Regions from separate parts of the Homo sapiens genome. Here region 1 is linked to region 2. The links are chromatin loops, found by intact Hi-C in ENCODE. Cell type or tissue: Caco-2. All regions are shown on one strand. Each heading gives the region's core, and the rest is flanking DNA. Links, peaks and the distances in the headings are about the cores only.

Region 1 (12,211 bases), core at 1,398-9,397, 51 kb after region 2:
TTTAAAAAAGATTTTCTATAATTCGAATATAATATGCCTAGATATAGGTTTTTTGGTATTTATCCTCCTAGATGTTCTCTGAGTTTTGCAGATCTGTAGCTTTGTGTCTGTCATTCATTTTGGGACATTCTCAGTAATTGTTGCTTTAAATGTTGCTTCTGTTCCTTTTTCTCTCCTCCTTCCAGTATTCCCATTATACATGTGTTATTCTGTGTCAGTCCATTTGCATTGCTATAAAGGAATACCTGAGACTGGTTAATGTATAAAGAAAACAGATTCATTTTGGCCCATGGTTCTGCAGGCTGTACAGGAAGCAAGGTGCCACCATCTACTTCTGGTTAGGTCCTCAGGAAGCTTACAATCATGGCAGAAGGAAAGGGCAGCTAGCATATCACATGCTGAGAGAGGGAAAGTGACGAGATACCACATTCTTTTAAACAACCAGGACTCACATGAACGTAGAATGATAACTCATTCATTATCATGAGGAGGGCACTAAGCCATCCCTGATGCATCTGCCCCCATGACCGAAACACCTCCTACCAGGCCCCACCTCTAGCATTGGGGATCACATTTCAACATGAAATTTGGAGGGGGCAGAACATCTAAACTGTATCATATACCTTTTCTAATAGCCCACAGTTCTTAGATACTCTGTTCTGACTTTTTATTTCTTTTTTCTTTTTGCATTTCAGTTTGGGGAGTTTCTGTGGACTCATCTTTAAGCTCACTGATTCTTTCCTCAGCTATGTCCAATCTACTTATGAGCCCATCAAAGGCATTATTTATGTTACAGTGTTTTTGATTTCTTGCATTTTCATTTGTTTCCTTCTTTGCACTTTCATCTCTCTGCTTTTATTACTCACTTGTTCTTGCACTGTCCACTTTTTCCATTAGAACCATTGGCGTATTAATCATAGTTGTTTTAAATTCCTTGTCTGATAGTTCCCAAATCTGTGCCACACTTGAGTCTGGTTCTGATGCTTGCTTTGTCTCTTCAGACTTTGTTTTTGCCTTTTAGAGTGGCTTGTAATTCTTTGTTGAAGGCTGGATATGATATAAAAGGAACTGTGATAGATAGGTCTTTAGTGCAAGGTTTTATATTTATGTGACTAGGAGTTAGATTCTGCTTACTATTTGCTGTAGCTATAGTGTCAGAGACTAAAATTTCCTCTAGTATCCTTGCTTTTGTCTACTCTATTGTCTTTGGGTTTCCTTTGGCACTCTTTAAATATGGTCAGAGGCCTGCAGTTCTTTTTGCTGTAATCCCCTGTTATTATACAATAGCCTTATTGATGTGGTCGCAAGGTGTGGGAGAAGAGGAAGTGTTCTCCTGTCCATAATTAAGTCTCAGTCTTTTAGCGAGCCTGAGTTGGATATTTTGTTGATCAGGCTTTGGTAAAACTCCAGCCTGTTAGGTTCTGGTAAAATAGATTCCCTTAGGGACAAGCTTTTTTAAGGAGATCAGAGAGGTCTGGATGTATTTCAGAGCTTTCCTCTCCCTGCCAGAAGCACAGGGGATATTGAGAACCTGGTAGGTTTCCTGGAGGTAAAACTCATGAAAGTGCGGGGTGCCCCTGAGACTGGGTCCCTTTGGATTTTTTAACTCACAAGCTAGTCCACACTAACCTTCCAGCAATTCACCAATGACAGTTAGTGTTCCTACAGAAAGCTAAGGCCTTCTGCTTCCAGTTTTCTGTTCCTGTTAAGCTATGATTCTCTGTATCCATGTGTCTGTCTTCCAGGGCTGCAATTTAGCCAATGACCTCAGTTTTCTGATGAACCTAAGCATAGTTGTTGATTTCCAGTTTGTTCAGCTTTTTTTCTTGTTATGAAGATGGGAGTGATGACTTCTTAGCCCTTCACATATCAGACTGGAACCATAATGAGAATAATAATCAGCTTATTCACCGATTTGTTTTAAGAATGGCACTATATTTATTAGATAAATTAATATTTAAGGCATCTAGCTAAGTACAGGGTACATAGGAAGCATTTGATAAATGGCAGATACTATTATTAATATTCCTAAAGCCATTTTAAAAAGCTAAGAATGAATAAATCACTAGATTGGAAAGTTAATGTATTATCAGTGAATGTTGGAATATGTCAGGTGTCTCTTATTGGATGCTCTTCAGATCACCACTTACAGCTAGTGAAACTCTCCCATCTGGAGAGTCCCACCCAAAAGTTTCCAAATGAAAATATTTAGTCAGTGTTTAGACACCACATGAAAAACAAAACAAAACAAAACTGATCTTAAGCATCATAAAGTATTTCAAATATTACCAAATTATCATTAGCAGGTGAAAATAAATATTTGCAGCAAAATATCTGAGTCTTCATTATATTTCCTATGCAAAGGGCCATTGTACAGGTCTTTTATAAAAAAAATGTTAACCTGTGAAAAAGAATTAACTCCTAGAAGGAAACTCAATAAACCTAAGTAACTTTTATTACCATCCTAATCACCTCCTCTTTTTCTCCTACTGAGGCCAACTCAAAGCACATTTTGAAATTAAATGAGGAATTCTGAAAAGCAAGATTGCAACTTAATAAAGTTGTCAATATTGAAAATTTAGTAGTTTCAGTTTAGTTAATCTCGCTGCATTTTAAGCTCTTTAAATTATATCTGAATGTTATTATCTAAGTTTAGTCTATTATCTTATCAATGTATACCCTACTTTCATGACCCTCAGGTTATAGGGGATATAATTTATAAGTGAAATATGTTGAAAGCATCATTTTTGTCATTAATTATCAAACATAAATCATCTGTCATTTCTCCTTCAGGGTAAGAAATCAATTTCTCTTAGGGGAAAGAAAAGCTGTCCTCCTGTAGATGCGAATGGCTCTTTCAATAATCACCTTCAGTTTCCTTGAACATTTTTTGTTTTTGTTAACAAGTATTTAACTACTTACTCTATTTGTTCCTTTTATTCAAACTACAAAGCAATGTACTGGTAAAGTATCATGCCACAGACAGTGATTCAGCGTCTATCAACAAAATTATCCACAAGTGGAAAGATCTCTAGGACCTTGCTAAAGTGTGGTCTATATACCAACAGCATTGGTGTATTAGTTATTCAAGCTGCATAACAAATATCCCAAATCTTAACAACTTAAAACAGCAAACATGTATTATCTCACAGTTCTATATTAGGGAGTCTGGGCACAGATCAAGTGAAGGCCCCTGGATCGGGGTCTCTCACAAATCTGCCATCAAGGTGCCTTGATGAGGCTGCAGTCATCTCAAGGCTCGATCCAGGGAGGATCCACTTCCCAGCTCAATCACATGGCCAGTAGCAGTCGACAGGTCTATGTCCTTGCTAGCTGTTGTCCAGAGATCTCAGTTCCTTACTTTATGCATCTCACAAGGGGCAGTTCACAGCATTGTAGATGGCTTCATTCAGAGCAAGCATTTGAGAGAGTGTGCCCAAGGCAGAAGCCACAATCTTTTTGTAACCTTTTCTCAGAAATGACACCTCATCATTTTTGCCATAGTCTATTATTTAGAAATAAGTCAATAGGCCCATCCGATACCAGGATAGGGAACTACGTAAGGATGTAGATACCAGAAGAGGGTGGTTATTGGGAGATATCTTTGAGACTGCCTACCACAATTGGTAACAACTGGGAACTTGTTAGAAGTACAGAATCATAAAACTGGTGAGCAAAATTTAAATTTTAACAAGATTTGATCCATAGGTACATTCAAGGTTGAAGATCTCTGCTCTAGGAGCAGCGCCCATCCATTTTATTCTGTTGCAGAGATTGCTTCCTCACTTATTTTTACTCACTCTCTGTTGCCTTTGTAAGAAATACAGAGATCACTTTTCTTTTCAAGTCAGTTCTCCCCTACAAAAAATTTTACAAAGTAAGTTTACTAAAGCACTACTGGGCTGCACATAGCGTGTAGGAAATAGAATTGGGAGAATGAAGAAGAAATATGGGGCATAAGATCCACGGCAAACAGATTTAATTATAGTATCAAGAAATTACTAAAAGAGAAGATAAAGCATTTGAGTAGAAAAGATGTCAGGAATCATGTAAAAATAGAGATTACAGTCCTATCTCCTCAACAATCTTCAAATGCATTGCTGAACAACTCTGCATTATAAAGCCTACTGTTTATAACAGTGGCCTCTTATTTTAGAAATATAGCCATCAAAAATTATTATAATACAAAAGCATAAATGTTCAACTGAGTTTAGATACCTGGCTTATTCCCTTTTTCAGTATATTTCATGTCTCAACAATGCTGAGTCATTTATATTCAGTTTTTGAAATCTTTCCAGAAAAGACACTAAAAACTTTGGTATAAATATTTTACATCTATCTCAAATTTTATTCAATGGAAAAGATAAGATTACCTTCAGATTTTAATTACGTCTAGAAAAATAAAAGCCCTAAGGGGTAAAATGCAAGTCTCTAATCTGCTTATTACAAAATGCAATCAATTAAGTAAAGCCTTCATTCCGTACCTCCTCAATGGTACACTGAAGCTAATATCTACTGAGATGTGTGAGCTTTTTGTTAAATTTTCAGGAGTTTTGTGAACTAGTTGCCAATCACAGACATTATTAAAATTTAAAGTATTTATATAAACCTACTAGTTAAGTATTTATATAAACCTATAATTTAAAACAAAGGTAATAAATACTCAAAATTCATGGCATCCTAATTATTTTACTACATTTTACTTTCATGATTTTTTGAGGTTTTTAAAACATCTATTTTATTCACAGGGTGAAAATACCGTATATGCTCTAGTACCGAGTATCTCTTATCAATCCCATGTTTATGTTTAAGGACATTCTATAGACAGATTCAAATTGGCCATGTAGGAGTATTTATGCTACAGAAATTTAAAAACACTATAAAGCAGAACTTGATTTTTATTTTATTGGTTGTCTAGACTTAAGTGATAGAGAAAATTTTAATACTGCAGATTGAAATTGAAATTTGTGGCATGTCCCTAGTTATTACATTTCCAATAGTGCCAAAAAAAGGAAATATTCTCCATGTATTTGAAAACTGTTATTCAATTCAGTGAAGAAATTGCTGACATCATTGATGAACCAGTAAAATTCCAACATAACCCATGCTGAGGCTGAAACAAATTTCAGTTTAATTAATATAGTTTTCACTAAGTGAAAAATAATTTAACAGTGGATCACATATCAGGTGTAACAATAACAATTATTGAGGAATGAATTATCAATTGAGATTAACTGTATTTGTGACATTTTGTTTGAACTGCGTCCATAGTTTGCTATACATACAACAGTTCAGCAAGAATAAATAAAACATTCTCTGAAATCAGTTGGTTATATGGAATTGACAATAAAAAGTGCTGTATATTTTATTATTATCTGTCAAGTGTGTGTTATACATCTTCTATATCAGCACAATTTGTATTATATTTTGTAGTATATATGCATGCATGTGTGTGTGTGCATGTTTATTTTTCCCAGGAAGCTGCTTGTTAAACATTTACTGGCACACTACCCTGTGTCCTTCCCTTACAATGTAACTGTGGCCACTACAGATCACGGAGGAGCACATTAACATGCCCTGGTCTACCATGTGAAAAGAATATCTTAAGTTCTAAATTGAAAAGACACACATGCACAATACTTACTATAAATTAGTGGAAACACTTCTCTGGTCTGTGTTCAATGTGAAAAACTTCTCTGCTGTGAATATGGGGAGTCCATGTTTTCATTAGATCATTCTAAATGAATCTCGGCTCAGGTGATTTATAGCCGATTGCATCAGCCTAAATTACTCTTTGCACATTCATGTTGAAAATATTCAGGGAAACAGTTTTCACTGTATTAGATTATGGAAAAGGAATTGACATCACAGGCATCTAAGTATCAATTGGACCTAGAATCTGATGAAATCATACTGAAAAGCTGCATGTATTACTTTGGCAATCAGATGACTCACCAGCAGAAACTGTACAGATCTCACGAGCAGGCCTGGTGGCCGGAATTTATGCTTATGATTCACAGGAGTCACATGTGCTCCTTTCAAATACACCAGATACAGCTTTCTACTTTATCAAAACAACATCAATCAGTCCACTGTGCTGATGACAGTATTTTTATGTATGTAATTTAGTCCTTGGGGAAATTACTTTTCTATAACGTTCTGGGAAAAGAGTGAACTGTTTCAGTTATTGTTCAGTTCCACATATAAACAACAAAAATGGAGGAAGACAAAGCTGACTGATGTGAAAGGGAATCCTCTGTTGCCCAGTTAGAAACAAATTTTGTTGTAAATTTTGAACTGACTGAGAAAGTGAAAGAAAGCTTTGGTGGAAGGAACAGCACTGACTTTTGCATAATTGTAGGCTTTTCACCTGAAGCATTCCAAACCAAAAACAGTGAGTGGAAATGTTGTACAGTGTCTTCTCAGGCTGCAAAAAGATGATAATATTTTTATGGATCTTCTGAGAAAACAGAGGAGTGATTTATAAGTATAGATATTGAAAACACTGCTGGAAATTTTAAGGATGGGTAGGCAGAAAATCTTCTGTGATCATCAAATTGAGGATGTCCTGAATTTGGAGAGAGGGCAAATTTGAACACAAGGAGCTTATGCAAAAGGAACAAGCAAACAAACTGGAATAAATTGCTGGAAAAACAATACTCCAAGTGCTTTTAAACAGCTCTTCAGTTTATATAGACTTTTAAAAATATATTCTAAAATAAATGTGGATAGAAAAGAGGCCCTGACAGAACTAAACTCTCTTCCACCAACTACAAATCAGAGAGAACGATGATTAGTTTCTCCTAATGAGAAACTAGGGTTAGAGCATCACATTAAAAAGCAAGTCTAATCTTTCTTCCTTCAATGTATGTGACTATGGACTTGCAAAGAAGTCCTTCTTCCTTCTAATTCATATTACAGCTTGCAGGATGGTTGGGATTTACATCTTGAATATTGTGGATTTTACCATACAAATGTATAACTAGGAGGTGGCCTGCTTTTATCTGACTAGTTGACATTCATAAATAAAAGGGTAACAATAATGGAGGAGGGCTTTATGAGAAACCTGAGTATATGATGCTATCCAAGGCTCCAGAAAGGCAAAAAATGTCCCTATTTGGAAGATATATTCAGCAGCTCATGTGCACATTTCAGTTAATATATAGACATATTAAAGATGATATGCACGTTTGTCTTGGAGTGGAATACAAAAATGATTTTTATTCAAACCCAAATGGTGAGAGCAAAAATTATTATGACAAAATTTCTGATAAAGTACCTCAAATTAACATCAAACCCAAACTTCTAGCCTTAGCCATGAGTTTTTACCAGCTACATCTTTTGCTGGAGTTACTGAGCAGCAGAATTGATTCTTCTGTCTCCTCTATAGCCTGAATAATTTTCTCATAACGTAAACAATTTCGTAATCAAATGGCCACAGGAATGGCAAAATATCAGAGAATATGTCGAAATGGAAGGAAATCCTGGGATTATCTGATCTGTAGACTCTTCCTATTAAATTAAACATTAAATGCCTGAAATGTTATAAGACGTTATTAAATATCTGAAACGAAATCTCAGTATGAAAAGCAGATATGTTAGGTGGATGCCTCAGTTGAATTCAGTCTTCTTATTGGGTAAGATTAGTCTTTGTTCACAGAACTACTTTACCACCTTCACTGAGTCCCATGGTTCACTGCAGCTCGGAATGAAATCTCCTGATTTTTCTTCATGTATAAGGAAACTGAGGTCCTGTATGCCAAGCCACTTTCCCCAAAGGTCAAATAGGAAGATAGTGGCAGTGGCAGATTGGAGTCAGTACCATGTTCCTCATACAACACCACAAAGAAGTCAACTTGGTTAGCAACCAAAACTCCGACTGCATTTTTTTCTTAGATTCCATTGTGCCAATGCATAACCTTTGTATTCTTTCAATTTTTAAATGGCACTCTAGAAGAAAAAAAGATATCTGGGAAAGTTTGCTGTTAAGAATATTTTCTCCTTCAAGATTCCTCATTTCAAGTTCTACCATAGACTCAGTTCATCACCTGTCAAAAAAATGACATGAAATCTCAACATTCTCCCTAAAATACAGAGACCTGTGACATCATAATCCTGAAGCCTGAGAGACTAAGTAGGAAGCTGAACCATATGACATAAACTGTAAGGACCAGAGTAGAGGAGGGGAAGTGAAGAGGAAAAGAGGAAAGGACATCCACATCTCTTTGGACCTTTGGACCGATCAGTCTAAACCTTATTTTTGTCGTTGTTGTTTTTTGGTACATGTCCTGGTTGTTTGTTCCCTTTGTTCAGTTCATTTTGCCAAGTGTTTACAGAACACCCATGCTGTGCTAGTATCGGTTATCACCTCTGAACAAATAGAATAATGTTTGGAGTGTGACTTACACCTTGAAGTCCACTTCCTTTTAGAGATACTATCTCATATTCTGTAAATTTAAGCTAGGAATAACCTCACACCAGTTACTCGGTGTTTGAATCTGGAGAAGGAATAGAAGGCATTATCTGCTGGGAACGCTTCAATATTGAAATGTTCTTTCCCGAAGCTACTTTTTTTTTCCCTCTCAAGTCACATATTACTGACCCACAGCAAAACCCGAGATTCCAACAGACAATCCAATCTGAAGCAAAGTTTCTTATTCAGATGTTGGACAGGTACTAATTCAGCACCTACTTGTGTGAGATACTCTTCCAGGTTTTGGCATAGAGTGGTGACCAGGAAAGATCAAGACCCAAGCACTCTGTGGTGCTTCCATGCTCATGGGGGGAAGAGAAAATAATAAGTAAATCCATTAGAAAGATTATGATTTCAACTAGTCATAAATATGATGAAGGAAATATACATGGAAATGTAATATTAATCAAGGCATGGGTATTGCATATTATGATTGATCAGGAATCAGTTTCTCCTAGGAGGTGACATTTAAACTCAGACCTTTAGGAGATCTCAACTCTCAGTATCCTCAGAGTCAAGTTGAGGGACCTTATAAGACTCCAACAGAAGGAACCACACAGTTTCATGCTGCAAGGGCAAGGCTACTCTATTTTTAATTGATGGCTAGACTTCATTAAGACTGAAATGAATAACAGTGAGGAAAGGCGGGGCAGCTACTAGAGACAGAAGAGTCATTGTGATTTAGTTGTTTGGTGAATTGCTCATACTTTCAAGGGTCATCGGTAGCATAACTGCACCTTGGTGCTTGGAGAAAGCAGAGTGCAGCAGCTGGGCCAGCCCAGGACTCTCTGTGCCTGGAGCTCCTGGTAATGGACCTGCCAGCGTGTGAACTGACGTGCCCAGCGCTCCCACGGTGGGAAGCTGTTTACTCTCTCCCGGGAGGACACAGGGTTAGACATAGTTGAATCTATAATCATTATCAACCAGATCAACACGTTCTAACTGACTTGCTTGTGTCGTTTTTTTCCCCAACAGTAGTTCAATGGCCTGTGAATGTTTTGCTTCCACTAAAAAAAAAAAAAAAAAAGATTTTCTTATTTAAATAAGTCATTTCATGGTCAAAGGAAGCTTTTGTTACTTCATAGTCCACTCCTCTTTTCTTCTTACTGCTTAATAAAACTGAAAAACTTGTACTTGATGCAGCCACTGTGTAAGTCAGAGAAAAATTGCTGACAAAAAATGTATTCTAAGTATGTTTTAACCCCTGGTGGCATAGTTGTTAGGAACGTGTATTACTACTGTCTTAAGAGCTAAACTTTCACAGTTCCTAAAATTATGGCTATTTCCAAAAATCAACCAATTATGACTATTTCCAAAAATCAAGCAATGCTTAGTACAGACCTTAAGATAAGGAAGAAATGTGAGACATGGCTTCTTTCTTTAAGGAGCTCACAGCCTAGTTGAAATTGCTAAAAGACAATCATTGGCAGTATATGACAGTACAAAGTTAAGCTATGTTAGGAGATAAGCTAACAGGACGGTAGTGGTGAAGCAGGCCAGCAGAGGAGGCTGGAGCCCTCAAGTAGTGCTTGACGAGAGAAGTATGACTTGAAGAATGGGGAGTATTTGGAGAGGAAGAGAGTGAAGTTTTTCAAGAATGGGGAATGACAGAGGAGCATGCCCAGAGCTGGGAATGGGCTGGAACATTTTCATGGGAGAGGGTGGAGATGTGAATAAATGCAGCCGTGATTTATTTGGGTGGCTATTGGGAAATGGTCAGATTGATATTCTGCCATGGCTTATAAGGGGCCAGCATGTTTTATCAGCTACAGATGCCTGCTGAATGATTTTGCAAAAGTTTGACTCATATTGATTTTTCTGGGCTGCTCAGTGGACCTAGGCAAATTGTTGGTGATTTATAAATGTTTGTTATATTACTTGTAACTTGACCATTGTCTTCCTGGCTCATAGGGTGTGCGGAGGAATTTAAACATAAAGACTGTCAGAAACCTCCTTCCTCAACATAAAGTCATTGCAAGGTTATTGAGACACCCCAACAAATAGAGGGGCTTCTCAAGGCTAAGTTCACATCCTTCTGTTCATGAACGTCTCAGTGAAAAGTAATTTTCTTTGTTACTTCCTGTGCAATTTATTTTTAGTGCTTTGTTCAGAGAAGATGAAGTGACTCAAGTCACTTCAGTATTCCAGCAAAATTAATGGATTTTAAATTGTACTTTATGTTTTTTGTATTCATAGATATATTTTTATTCTTTTGAAACCTGTACAATCTTGCATCTCTTGCAGTTATTAATGGAAATTCCATCTCTCCTAATGTTTATTCATCATGTTCCCTCAATCCAAAGTTCCTCTTCAGTTATGGATTAACTCCTCATACAGAAATATTTTTACAATACAAATGAATACTTTTGAGGACAATTCGCTCTTTTCTTCCTTACAGTTTGAGTCATCCAAGAATGAATGTCTGATAATTCCAGAAACTGACATAAATCTGAATTAGCTCTGGATCCTAAAGAAAGAATTAGCATGACCCAGACTTTTGGGTTAGTAACCCAACTGGAGGGACAGAAATCGGTTTTTAAACCATAGAGAAGGCCGGACATGGTGACTCACGCTTGTAATCTCAGCACTTTGGGAGGCTGAGGAGGGCAGATCACGAGGTCAGGAGTTCAAGACCAGCCTGGCCAGCATGGTGAAACCCTGTCTCCACTAAAAATACTAAAAATTAGCTGGACATGGTGTTGCGTGCCTGTAATCCCAGCTACTCAGGAGGCTGAGGCAGGAGAATAATTTGAACCCAGGAGGCGGAGGTTGCAGTGAGCCAAGATTGAGCCACTGCACTCCCGCCTGGGCAATAGAGTGAGACTGTCTCAAAAAACAAACAAGCAAACAAACCATAGAGAATGTGACTAGGACCTCTAGTGGCCAAACATGGTCCTGCCAGGCTCTGTACTCGAGCCATATCTCTTCTGTTCCAACAGAACAATCATGGGAGTTCTTACAGCACCACCTCCCCAAACACCACCTCTTGATATTAGCAAATGTTTACAGTAAACTGTGGGACCTGCAAAGAGACCCTGCTTTGTGGCTGTGGAGATAGATATCCCTGAAGTAACTTAGAGCTATCAGAAGGACCACACACCTGCCGGGAGCAGTGGCTCACGCCTGTAATCCCAGCACTTTGGGAGGCCGAGGCGGGCGGATCACGCGGTCAAGAGTTTGAGACCATCCTGGCCAACATGGTGAAACTCCGTCTCTACTAAAAATACAAAAATTAGCCGGGCGTGGTGGCGGGGGCCTGTAGTCCCAGCTACTCGGGAGGCTGAGGCAGGAGAATGGCGTGAACTCAGGAGGCGGAGCTTGCAGTGAGCCGAGATTCCGCCACTGCACTCCAGCCTGGACGACAGATCGAGACTCCGTCCCCCCCCCCCCCCCAAAAAAAAAAAAGGACCACACACCTAGAAGGCACATAAGGGAATTCTCAGACCTTCCCAACATCTGGTATCCCACTTTTGATTGGGGTGCCCCTGATATATCTGAAACAAATAGTCAGATATACAGAAATATTTGTACACTTCGTCTCATAAATTGGATCAGCCTAGTGTATCACCCATCCTTTGGATTCAGGGAATATTAGAGCAATTTGGTTCTTAAAAGCAAAAGCATTATTCAGCACTGTCTATGTTGATATAGTCATAAAGAATACAGGTCTTTTTTGTACTCTTAACTCTTTTCTATAGATTTATCTTTCTTCATGTGTAAAATGAAGACAAAAATAAT
Region 2 (12,211 bases), core at 1,567-9,566:
TAGTATACTGACTTACAAAAAGAGGGATAAGTATGAGGTAGAGGCACCCCTAAAATAAAAAAGCATCTCTTCTTCTAATGTAAAGGATCGAAAGTGAGAATATGTTGTTTCGTTTGATTCTGTGGGGGTTAGATTTTGTGTGATTGTATGAGAAAGATAATTTGTATGTTTTGTTGTCCACCATATTCTAAGGTTTAAAATACTTATAAAATCAGATGGAGAAATGAGTAACAGGAAATTATTATATTATCTAAATGCATCTCTGATTTACTTACTAAACTGCATAAAAACTCATCACATGCAGTGCACAGTAATAATACTGTATAATAATGATCTGTAGTGATTCACCAAACACTTTCTATTCCTCAGTCATGAATAGTCTTAAAAGTACAGAGAAAAATCCATTTCATCCCCAATAGCTATTATAACTAACTACATATTAGTGTTATGTGTTTTTACTTAAACTGTAGAAAATTATTATACAACATATTTTATATAGAACAATAACCTCACAAAAATTTCTAAGAAAAAGGGATTTCGTGGCTATATAAGTTTAGGAAGAGCTGTAAACTATATAACCTCTTGGAGATTTAAAATGCACTTGACCCTATAAAAGGCTTTGATTTGCTCTACAGTAAAGAAATCTAACTTTTTTGGTAAAACTTTCCCCAAATTGATTAGACCACTGAACTCTCCATTTCACATAATGCCCTTAACATTCTGAACCAGTATACTTCATAACATATTTTGGGAAACATTCTGGTAGACTCTTGTCCATTGGGAGGGATATATTCTGGAGCTCTCATAAATCCCCAAATTCATGAATATCACTGTAGCATATAATTTCTGTCATAAAATACACAAATGTTGATCCTTATTGCAACAGTCACTGAAACACTTTGCTGAATTGTTTTCCCTGTCTCTGTGAGCAGTACATGGTAGACTCATTCATGTCATAAAGTCCAAATACCTTCACTGAATTAGGCACTAAACTCTTCATTTACCCCAAACTTCATTGGTTAAAACCTGCTATTTCCTTGACTTCTTTATTTTTCCTTTACTTGTACTACAAGGATTAGCAAAGGAGAGTTCTGAGGACAATTTCTCTCTCTTTCTCTCTCTCTCATAAACACAGGCATGCACACACCACACGCACACACGCAAACACACACACACACAGAGTTTTGTTTTGTTTTTTTTGTTTTGCATTGTATTCTTTGGGGCAAGAGGGTAAATTGTGATGCAAGCTCTCAAGGCACTACACGTATATAAGTGGAAGTAATATATAAACATGTATATATTATGAACATATATGCACACACATATATAACATATATACATATATATGAAATCAAACTTTCTGTTTAACCCATAATGATATACCAATAAAACAGGAATTTTGGGAAATGCTGGTGTCATATTGGAAAAGATTTTAGAGTCAAAAGAACTGGGTGTACTCTAGGCACCTTAAGCAAGTTACTTTATCTCTTTAGGATGTATAGTCCTCATCTGCTAAACAGGATTACAAGAGTTTGACAACTAGCCGAGATAAGGTATGTAAAGTGTCTGGCACCTAGGAAAATATCAAAAGGTAGTAATAATTATATAAGGAACAGCATCATATCTGAAATGAAGTCTATAAAGATTTCATGCATGCCCACCTGTATAGACATCAAGGCTAATAGCATGTTTGATTTTATCAACACCGTTTGCGAGCTAGTTCAGATTTAAGTAGTATGAAAAATTCAATAAACATCTCTTCCAGCCCTAAATAAAGAGGATGATACTCCGTAACCGAAATTCTGAAAGTAAATAGAGAATAACATCTTAGAACCAGTGCTCTTCTCAGTGTAGAGGCCAACAGCACACTAATTTTACATGCTTCTCCGTATCGTGCGTCATCTTCTGGAATTAGCAATCTTTTTCTTTGAAAACATAGCTGGATGCCAACTTTCTACTTATTCCTATTTAGGTCAATGCTCGGTAAGTATTTTTTTAGTAAAGAAATTAACATTAGATGAAATTATTGATAGTCCAAAGAGCAGAGATTTATAGCACTGACAACAGACAAAAGAAATGATAGTCATCTGCTTACTTTTCCACATAGAAGTTATTCTTTTTTTCTTCTCATATCCTCTATTTGACCGCTCAAATACTCTCCATCTTGCCTGAAACAAAAAAAGATGTGAATATAACATAATAGTAGAAAACTTTCATGTTCGATCCCCCTTTGTTCTACTTCCCTGTGTTGTGGCAGTGAAATTGGACAGAATCTCTATGAGGCAATGTGTCACAAATGGCAGGAATACAATACTTAATACACCACCATCTCTCTCTGACTTATAGACACAAACACACACACACACACACAAAGAAACCCATGGTATAGTAGATAGTGTTTCATGTGACTGATACCAAACAAAACACAAACAATGACTGGATTATTGCAACAACAGAGTCCATGCCATGGTTTCTGGGAACCTTTGGCAGCTATCTGCAATTTTAAGTGCTTGTTTTGCTAACTTTATGTTAGCAGGACTGTGAGCTTCAAGATGTGTGCCTTGTCCATTTAAAGAAGTTCCACTCATTCTGTGTGCTTCTCACCACATGAAAATAAAGCCAGAGCAAACAAATAATGCTCAGGGCTGAGTCACTTCACAAACCTCACTCGAAAAGAGTCTAGAAGGTCTTCTCACTTTCCCTGTATGGTATGGTAAAACCATAATATTAAGCTTGTGCAGGTCACCCTTTTTAAGATTAATTATTGTAGAAATCCTAATTTTGGAGGGGTATAGGGTAGGTTTTATTTGCTGTCATCTTGTCTGTTATAGACAAAACATTGATATGAAAGAAGAGGTCATCTTTCTTAAACAAGGTTAGGTAAAATTAATTCGTCCCTCCTAACAATCCTGTGATATAGATAGTATTAGCTTTCTAACATAGAAAATGAAAATTTGATCCAGCAGTTAAGCAACATGTGCCAAACCCTCAGGAGAACCTAGATTGTAGAGCAGGTACTCTAAAACCCAACTTAAATCTTCCTAATTTACACCTTTGTATGCCTTTTACTGCATTCATGAGCATGGTTCAGAAAATGTTTAGGAAACACCTTTGCCTAAGAAATATTTAATGAGGGCAAACAGTACAACTAAGAATAGTGTTATTGCTGGCAGCTTCCACTAAATCTATGCGTACAGTATAAGAAGGTAAAAAAATCAGTGAACATTTTTGAAGGATGATAGTTGTATTTAAAAAGCAAATCGTAATCTTCTCTCACAAACACCTCCAAAGGTGCTTAATGAAAAACGAGAAGGTGTGAATGTTATGATCTCAGCTCACACTGAGGATTCTTGTAACTATAATGAAAAATCCTTGATAGATTATTTAATCTATTTAAGTATTGGTTTTCTAATACAAAATCAGAATTGCACAACTTGGGTGACTGGTAAAAAGAATGAGTAACTCGGTGGTGATACACTTAAGTTCACAATATTATTGCCTGTAAATTTCCTGTGAATACACAATCAACTGACAATCCTTTATTGCCCATATCAGTTCTAGATATGGTAAGAGATCAAAACAAACATATGACACACATCATCCTGGAGGAGCCTACAGGAATTTGGTGAGACAGAATTTACAGACATAAAGAATTAAAATGCACTAGAAGATAATAAAGAATCAAATTTTATGAAACATCTTGCTCTATCTATCCACTATTGTTATCCACATTTTTCCCCAAAAAACAACTAAAGTTTACCCTGTGAAGCCTTTTTTTGAATTTTCTAGCTTATAGATTCCTCTCTTAGGCACTGTCTATTTAAATCACATCTTTATCAATTAGTATATATCTTTGCCTTTTTAATTAAAAAAAAATATACAACCTACTTCTCCGATTAGTTTATAAGTCTCTTGCTCAAGGTCCATATATTATTCCTTCTCATATCTTCAAAGCCAGATGCTTTGTTTTGCACAATGAAGGTACTACTCATTTTTTCCAGATTATCATAAAAATGATGACAATTGTTAATGAAGTATGAATTCACAGAACAAAGCAGAACAAAGCAACCACAAAGACAACAGCTGGTACCACTGAATTCACTTTACTGTGAGATCCAGCAGCGTGATAATTATGTCATTTTCATGTTTTATCTCTTGTTTTTGTCCTAACATGATGCCTGACACATATTAGATATGTCAATTTTTGACAAAGGAAGAAGAGTAGAAAGGGAGAGAGAATTGAAGGAAGGGAGAAATGAATCTGGGTATTAACAAATGGACTGGAATATAAGACAAGGTGCGAATTCTAGGCAAGAGGAACATTATCAACAAAGGACAGGTGGTTGATATTGACAGTGTGTGAGTATGTATGTGTTTGTGATGTTATGTGGAGGCCATTCCAACTGGAACAAAAAATTTATTTTATTATGGACATTATGTTGAACAGATGAGACATGCTTTATGCTGTGGAAGCCATACTGTGAAAATTAGAATAAATAATTCAAAATTGGAGCTAGAGGCAACAAAGCCATTACAGATTCTTAAGATGATGAAAAGTATTTGTATTTGTTTTAAATTACTTAGAAAGAGCATCTTGCAAGTTAGGTGAGAAAACTACATTCAGATCAAAATGTGATCATGGAGTGATAAACTAGAACTACAGCAGGATTGCCAAAATAGAAAAAAAATTACTGAAAGAAAATCAGTGGGGTTTGATGATTAACTGAATGTAATAGTAAAAGAGATAGAGACATCCTAAATATTAGCAAATCTCTAGATGGTGGGAGAGGTGGAACTCACAAATTGTGGGGCCCATACATTAAAATAAGGAAGTATGAAAAATAGTTGGTTTGAGGAAAGTTATAAATTTAATTTTGGATATGGTGATTTTATAGAGTGGTGCATAATTCAAAGGGATGTACTGTGGATTTTAAAAATAAAGGGATAGACAGAATGAAAAGCCAGGGAATTGGGAGTCACATGAGGTAGTAGAAAGGACCCCATATTAGAGACAAAATTACAAAGCCACAAGTTCTGTTCAGAGCAATGGAGAAGGTGTTTAGGGCTTGAATTATTATTTTCTTTAAGTCACTTAACATCTCTGAGTATTTATGTTTCTTTTTTTTTTAATTTTTTTTTTTTTTTTTTTTTTTTTTTGAGACAGAATCTTGCTCTGTTGCCCAGGCTGGAGTACAGTGGCGCAATCTCCGCTCACTGCCACCTCTGCCTCCTGGGTTCACGCCATTCTTCTGCCTCAGCCTCTTGAGTAGCTGGGACCACAGGCACATGCCACCACACCCGGCTAGTTTTTTTGTATTTTTAGTAGAGACGGGGTTTCACCGTGTTAGCCAGGATGGTCTTGATCTCCTGACCTCATGATCCGCCTGCCTTGGCCTCCCAAAGTGCTGGGATTACAGGCGTAAGCCACCGCACCCGGCCTGAGTATTTATGTTTCTTAAAATATTAAAAGATCACATTAGTTTCTGCTATTATTATCACATTATGAGGATAAAATAAAATGGTGATTATTAGAATTCTTGGAAATTGTCAAATCTTATGTAAGTCAAATTTAGAGATCAGAGGCAGAGGTATGATCTATATAGAGTTGGATTATCTGCTTTTCCTAGTAACTTACAGAGGAATATTACTCTCCCACATCTACTTTGAAAGCAATAGAAGATAGCAAAACTATGGAAAACAAAGAAATTATTTTCTGAAAAAACAAATCCTAGGACTGGTTGAGTTTTCTTCTGTCAAGCAAACACTTTTATTTTCTTAATTATAAAATAAAAACAAGACACCCCTACTCACTTATCAAATTTGTTTTACAGGCTTCAGCAAAGGGACCTGAACAGGTGCAAAAACAGAGACCCTGAGTAGGTAGAAGAGAGAGGCAGTGGTGCTGGTGACAAGGCTATATGGCCCTCTGAAAGCACCGATCTACAAAGAACTAGACCACATAGAGACTTGATCACTGGGGATTTTGACTAGAAAGGGGAGAAAGCATTTAATAATTATTAAGCACATGAACTCTGGATTCAGACAGAGGGGTGTTTATCCTCAGATAAACCACAACTTCTAGCTGTGTAGCAATGGGATATTTACTGGTGAGCTAAGCCACTAATTATAATATGGAGACATAAGACAACCTACCTCCTGGTGGTGTTGTGAAGATATGAGATACAGAGTAAGTACTCAATATGCACTAGTTGACATTATTATAAGGAAATAGAATTAAATCTGCATTGACCAGCATGATGAGGACATCACTCTTTTCTACTTGAAGTTGTTAAATATAAGAATAAAGAAAGGGATAAGAGAGAAAAGGGCAAGAAAGGAAGAAAGGAAGAGAGGGAATGCAGCAAGGATGGGTAAATAAAGAAGGGGAAATGGGATAAAAATGAGAAAGAACGAAGAGGCAAATAATGGAAAAGTTTGAAAAGAGCAATGGTAAAAGAAAACAGGGAAATAATGATTTAAATTAATACTTATAGTTTCAGATTTCTATATATTTTTCCTTGGCCATTATAATAGAAGCAGGACAAAATAAAATATAACTGGGAATGAAATTGGATACAAATTTTACAGGAAAATTCATGGGAAGCAGAAGAAAAAGGGAGAAAAGAGCCTTGGTGTTGGACCTATGAGAATTGATTGCAAGTGTAAAATATGACTTCATCTAGTTCTTTTCAGGGCCTTCTTTTTTCATATCTCTGTCACTATTTAAAAATATTTCTTAAATAATGTACAATGCAAGCCTTCTTAGTCAAATATGCCTTGGCCTTTATACACTACTTTAAACAAAGTACACTTACATAATTAGGAACGGTGCTATAATACAAAGCAAAGGTATTATATTACACCAGGAAACTTCAGTTCTATAAAACAGAGGTTATATTTTAGCAAACTAGCAAATCTTTTTTTAATCCCTATTCATACACAATTCAGAATGATGTAATGCCAGGTTATACATCAACTAAACTATTCTTTTAAGGCATCTCTGACCCAAATGCCTGTGGAATCTGTCTGGAGTTGATAGTATGCTGAAGAAATGAATAAACTCTGTGCTTGATCTTCTATAGATTACCACAGTTCTCATACAAGAACCAAAAATAACTCAATATAAGATACTCACATTATGCTTAGAAAATGAATATTAGTAAATGATGCAAGCTCATTGAGTTAGGACTTAATGCAGTTTTCTTGTGAATTGAGGTATCCTTCATATAGTCGGAGATTTACAGATTTGGTAACCAAGAGACTTTTTTTTTTTTTTTTTTTTTAGAGACAAGGGCATTTTTTTCAGAGACAAGGACTTGCTATGTTGCCTATGCTGAAGTGTCCTGCTATTCACAGGAGGCGTGATCCCACTACTTAGCACAGGAGGTTCGACCTCTTCCATTTCCCACCTGGTCCAGTGTACCGCCCTTTGGGCAACCTGGTGGTTTTCTGCTCCTAGAAGGTCACATTATTGATGCCAAACTTAGTGCAGACACCAGATCAGCATAGCATACTACAGCTCAGAACTCCTGGACTCAAACAATCCTCCTACCTCAGCCTCCCCAGTAGTTTGGACTATAGGCAGACACCTGCCTTTGCAAACTTTCAATCTGTAAGATGTGTACATTTAAGGTTGGCCACAGACAAAATTGTATAGTACCTGCAGTTGTATTCCATGGCTCATTACATCTCAAGCTCCTCTCCTACTCACACACCCAGACATACATACACAAGAACTCTATCTCCTTCTACACAGGACTCCCAATCAAGTCCCTACTCTATAGTTTTGGTTTTGGCCCTTCCCATGATACTATCTTCTATCTCATTCTCCCTCCAGCCAGTGATTTGCTAACTAAGATGGCATGACACAAACCAGGCAAAGAGTTCCTGAATATTCATGAATTGAATTTCTTTCTAGTTACCATATTTGCAATTGAAGGGGAAAGTTAACAAAAACAAAGTGCAATGGTAATACTGTGGGGGAGATAATATTGCTAGATTATTTATTAAAAATACAGAGTTTTCATTATTTAATAAAAGTAACATGTACTCTACTTTTGATTATTTTAGTCCACATAGTTATACTATGCATTTGGCAATCATCTTGCACAATTCCTAGAGTTACCCTTTGTTCTCTATTTAAGTTATTCCGAAATCAAATAATGTGCCAGAACAGGTAGCTCAATTAACTATGGGAGAGATATAAAGCAGATTTGTCTTGAAGTACCCAGAGAATGACCATATTATGGGTACTTTATAGAGTTAGGTATTTTATATTTAGTATACATTTAATATTAACAAAGGGTATATAGAAAACTCTTTATAATTATAATACAGAGTTGTTGGGTAATGATATTTTTACTTGTTAAACACTCAGGATTCCCCTTCAAAAATACACTAGTTAATTTACTTCTTCAAGGTTAGAAAAAAAAACCACACCTGTTAAAAAGTCACATATAAGCATTAAACAATAAAGACTTTCCTTTATCGCAAAGGAGTTATAACAATCTATTTACAAATAATACACATTTGTCTTTTCAGCATTCTATTATTCTCCTAAATCATCTCTAGCACAAAACCAAAACTTAAAGAGAGACAGATGTGTGTTTCTGCTCCAATTTATACACAGCTGTCAAATGAGATGGGTTACCATTGTAACAGAGTGATCATTTCTGTATGCATAAAACTGACAGATGTTTACCTCTATCAGAAAGTCTCTCTCTCTCTCTTTCTCTCTCTCTCTGTCTGCCCCCCACCGTCTCTTCCCCACTCCCTCCCCTTTTATTCCCTCCCTCTCTCTTTTTGAGACCATATCTTTTGCTACAGCACCTTAGATACTTATTGCCATATCTTCTGAACTGACCCTTTAAGATCCAGTCTTTACTCATAAACTCAAAACAAATATGAAGTGCTCTCTACTAGAGCATAATGAAATTTAAATAGAACTTAGCATGTTCTTAAAACAAGCTTTGAAGTATTTGAACAACCAAAGCCAAAGTTTATTATAGAATTGAGGGTCAGCCACTGCAAAATCAGCTACAGCACATGGTTGAGTATAGGAAAATCACCAAAGACAGAAGGAGTTGAGCAATTGCACTTTCAGCTGCCTTTTGTCTTCCGGAATGGCAGGGTGTCTGGGACTCCAGCCCTCCCCTGTGAATTTGCCAAGCCCTTGGCATTTGCCACATGAGACTGACAAGGAGCAGTCTCTGTGATCAAAAGGTCATAAACCCCTCTTTCCAGCTGCTTTTTGCACAAACTTTCATACAGCACCCTTTCATGCATGTGTTGCCTTCCCATCTTCACCTTTATTTTGGAGCCATGACCTTGTGAACCAAAGAATGAATTCCCACATCTTTTCAGTCTGGGCTCCACCAAATGGCAGAATCAGTCTCAAATATAGGTCCTGTTTTAGAGGAAGGTGTGATAGTTCATAAAAAATCAGAGACGGAGAATGGGAATAGCCTTCTAGAACATACTAATGTCCTCTAATGAGTAATTGTAAATGAATTTTCCAAGAAAACATGTATCTCCTTTTTTCTTTTTTTCCTTTTTTTCATCTATCTTTGACCTCTACCACACTTGGAATATGAGTTATCCAAAATCATCATCAGTAGTAACACGATTTTGTCCTCTCAACAATGCAATCATGTGCTGCATAACATTTCATTCAAGAACAAACCATATATAGTATGCTGGGCCCATAAAATTATAATGGAAGGGCCAGGCACGGTGGCTCATGCCTGTAATCCCAGCACTTTGGGAGGCCGAGGCAGGCAGATCACCCAAGGAGTTTCAGACCAGCCTGATCAACATGGAGAAGCCCTATCTCTACTAGAAATACAAAATTAGCCAGGCTTGGTGGTGCATGCCTGTAATCCCAGCTACTGGGGAGGCTGAGGCAGGAGAATCGCTTGAACCCAGGAGGCAGAGGTTGTGGTGAGCCGAGATCGCACCATTGCACTCCAGCGTGGGCAACAAGAACGAAACTCCGTCTGAAAAAAAATATATATATATAATGGAAGGTGAAAAATTCTTATCCTAGTAACATTGTAGCTATCCTAATGAAGTGGCACAATGCATTACTTTTTCTATATTTAGATATGTTTAGATACAAACATATCTTTATGTTGTACGTATCTGTATGTTTTATGTTGTAATTGTATGCAGTGATGTAAAGTAGCCTGTCATTTTTAATACTTTTTTTGTGATTAAGTAAGTTTGTATTTATTCTTTGCAGTGACTTTAAGTGTTCTTGGCTGTTCTTGGCTGTAAATATACAAACATATATTTAGATATGTTTAGATACATTGTTTTACAGTTGCTGACAGTATTCAGTATAGGAACTTGATGTACAGTTTTGTAGCCTAGGAGCAATAGGCCATCTCACATACCCTAAGTGTGCAGTAGGCTATCCAATCTATGTATGCATAAGTACACTCTATGATGTTTGCACAGCAACTAAATCACCTGATGATGCATTTGTCAGAATATATTCCTGCCGTTAAGCGAAATGTGACTATCTATGTTCAGAAGTAGAACTCTTAATAGTTTTGAAAGAGGACTAATGCCGATTTGTGGGTAATAGAAAAAATGTGGGTTTACAAATAAAATATATTTATTTTATTTTATTTTGTAGAGATGAGGGTTCTCACTATGTTGCCTAGGCTGGTCTCAAACTCGTGGGCTCAAATGATTCTTCGGCCTCAGCCTCCCAAAATGCTGGGATTACAGGTGTGAGCCAGCATGCCCAGCAAAGAATAAAATATAATTTAGAACAAATCTCAGCTTTCTCACTTGACACCAGTGGAAGATTGTATGAGTGATTTCACCTCTTGGAACTTCAGAGGCATCTTATTAGAGAGTTTCATCACATTCATTTTCCTGGGTTCTTATGAGAATTAAGCAGTACAAAATAGTGCTCAATACAACCTTTCATAAAATTGTGCTCAATACATAGCAGCTTCCCTTGTAGCCAGTACTTTTTCAGTTTCTCCCACATTATTTTATCATAGTGATTTATGCTACTCTGATGTGCAAGTGTTTTCTGATTATAAAAAAGGCCCCTGTTGATTTATCAAGTGAATATGACCAGTAACTATCTTTCTTAATATTTTCAGGACCTAATTACAGTATTTATCTTTTATATAAGATGCATATACTCAATATGTCTCATGATCACAAAGTATTCTCATTGAATCATGCATACTTCTGAAAGAAAATCACATACATACACACACGCAGAGAACGAGGCTAGTTAATAGCTTAAGAAGGCTAATTTTCAAATGTAGAGTAATGCTCTTAAGCTGTAAGACTAGGATCTACAGTTCTAATATGGAGGGTTCTTGAGTTTTAACTACCAAATAATGTCAGCTAATTCATGTATGTCTTTGCATAGAATTTTTGTGTTCTTTTTAAAATGGAAAAATGCATAAAAATTTTTATTCCTCGTTCTCTTTCTTCCAGGCCTTCTGAAAAGAAGTTCTACTCATCCTTCCAAGCCTATAGAACCAAGGATAAGGAGAAGCTAGGAGCCTAAAATATAGAAAAGAAATGATATATTCACAAGACGCTGTCAGAAAAGCATACTGATCACAAAATCATGACATTCGAGAGGGAATTTTATAGCATGTGCCGAATCCTGAGGTCAAAACCATAGTGGAATAACATAGCTCCCTCTAAACCTCTTAGACACCATCCTCTGTGTGAGTAGTCCTCACTGCTTTTTTTCTACATTCAATAGGGTTACAGTTTCAATTGCATAGCCTCTGTGTTACATTTACGATAACAATACTTCAAAAAAATCTGTTACATCCTTTTGAAATCAAAGTTCAGAGGATTGCTTCTAAGCTAGGACATAGAAATGGAGTATTTCTTTAGGACTTTTTATCTTTATTTTACTGATTATACTATAATTGTGGGGGCCATCTCAAATACAATTTTAAACATCATCAATGTATTTGGTGAAAGATATCAAAGGTGGGTTGTAAGAATTATGTCTATGATTATGCCACTGGATGGCAAAATACGGATGTATCTGTCATTAGTTTTCTAGCCCATAAAATCACACTTTTTAAAAAAGGCTAACAGCGGTTATTACCTAATTTATAAGTAATCGTATGGAGTGATGTAAAGTAGCCTGTCGTTTTTAATACTTTTTTTGTGATTAAGTAAGTTTGCGTCTATTCTTTGCAGTGACTTTAAGTGTTCT

The links. Hi-C counts contacts between places; a loop is a spot of excess contacts. Peaks named below come from ENCODE experiments on the same cell type or tissue, not always from the same donor. Only the 100,000 strongest peaks of a DNase experiment are listed, where the experiment ranks them.
Region 1: it touches region 2 in a loop (7-fold over the local background); 41 of 110 quality-filtered maps call a loop at or near these places.

What each region holds. Positions count from the first base shown.
Region 1 is chr9:12,808,649-12,820,859 of GRCh38, forward strand. The region is part of intron 1 of LURAP1L (leucine rich adaptor protein 1 like); the gene reads left to right. LURAP1L-AS1 (LURAP1L antisense RNA 1) reads right to left here and starts at 5,741. Exons shown (of 4, transcript NR_125775.1): 1 at 5,645-5,741. RefSeq lists an enhancer at 5,354-6,553. In Caco-2, for the core only: no CTCF peak of the experiment used is centred there; a DNase peak (open chromatin) is centred at 5,973.
Region 2 is chr9:12,757,457-12,769,667 of GRCh38, forward strand. It overlaps LURAP1L-AS1 (LURAP1L antisense RNA 1), which reads right to left. Exons shown (of 4, transcript NR_125775.1): 3 at 2,096-2,168. It also overlaps the pseudogene RN7SL849P. Among named protein-coding and RNA genes, the nearest start is that of LURAP1L, 11 kb to the right of the region's middle. In Caco-2, for the core only: no CTCF peak of the experiment used is centred there; no DNase peak of the experiment used is centred there.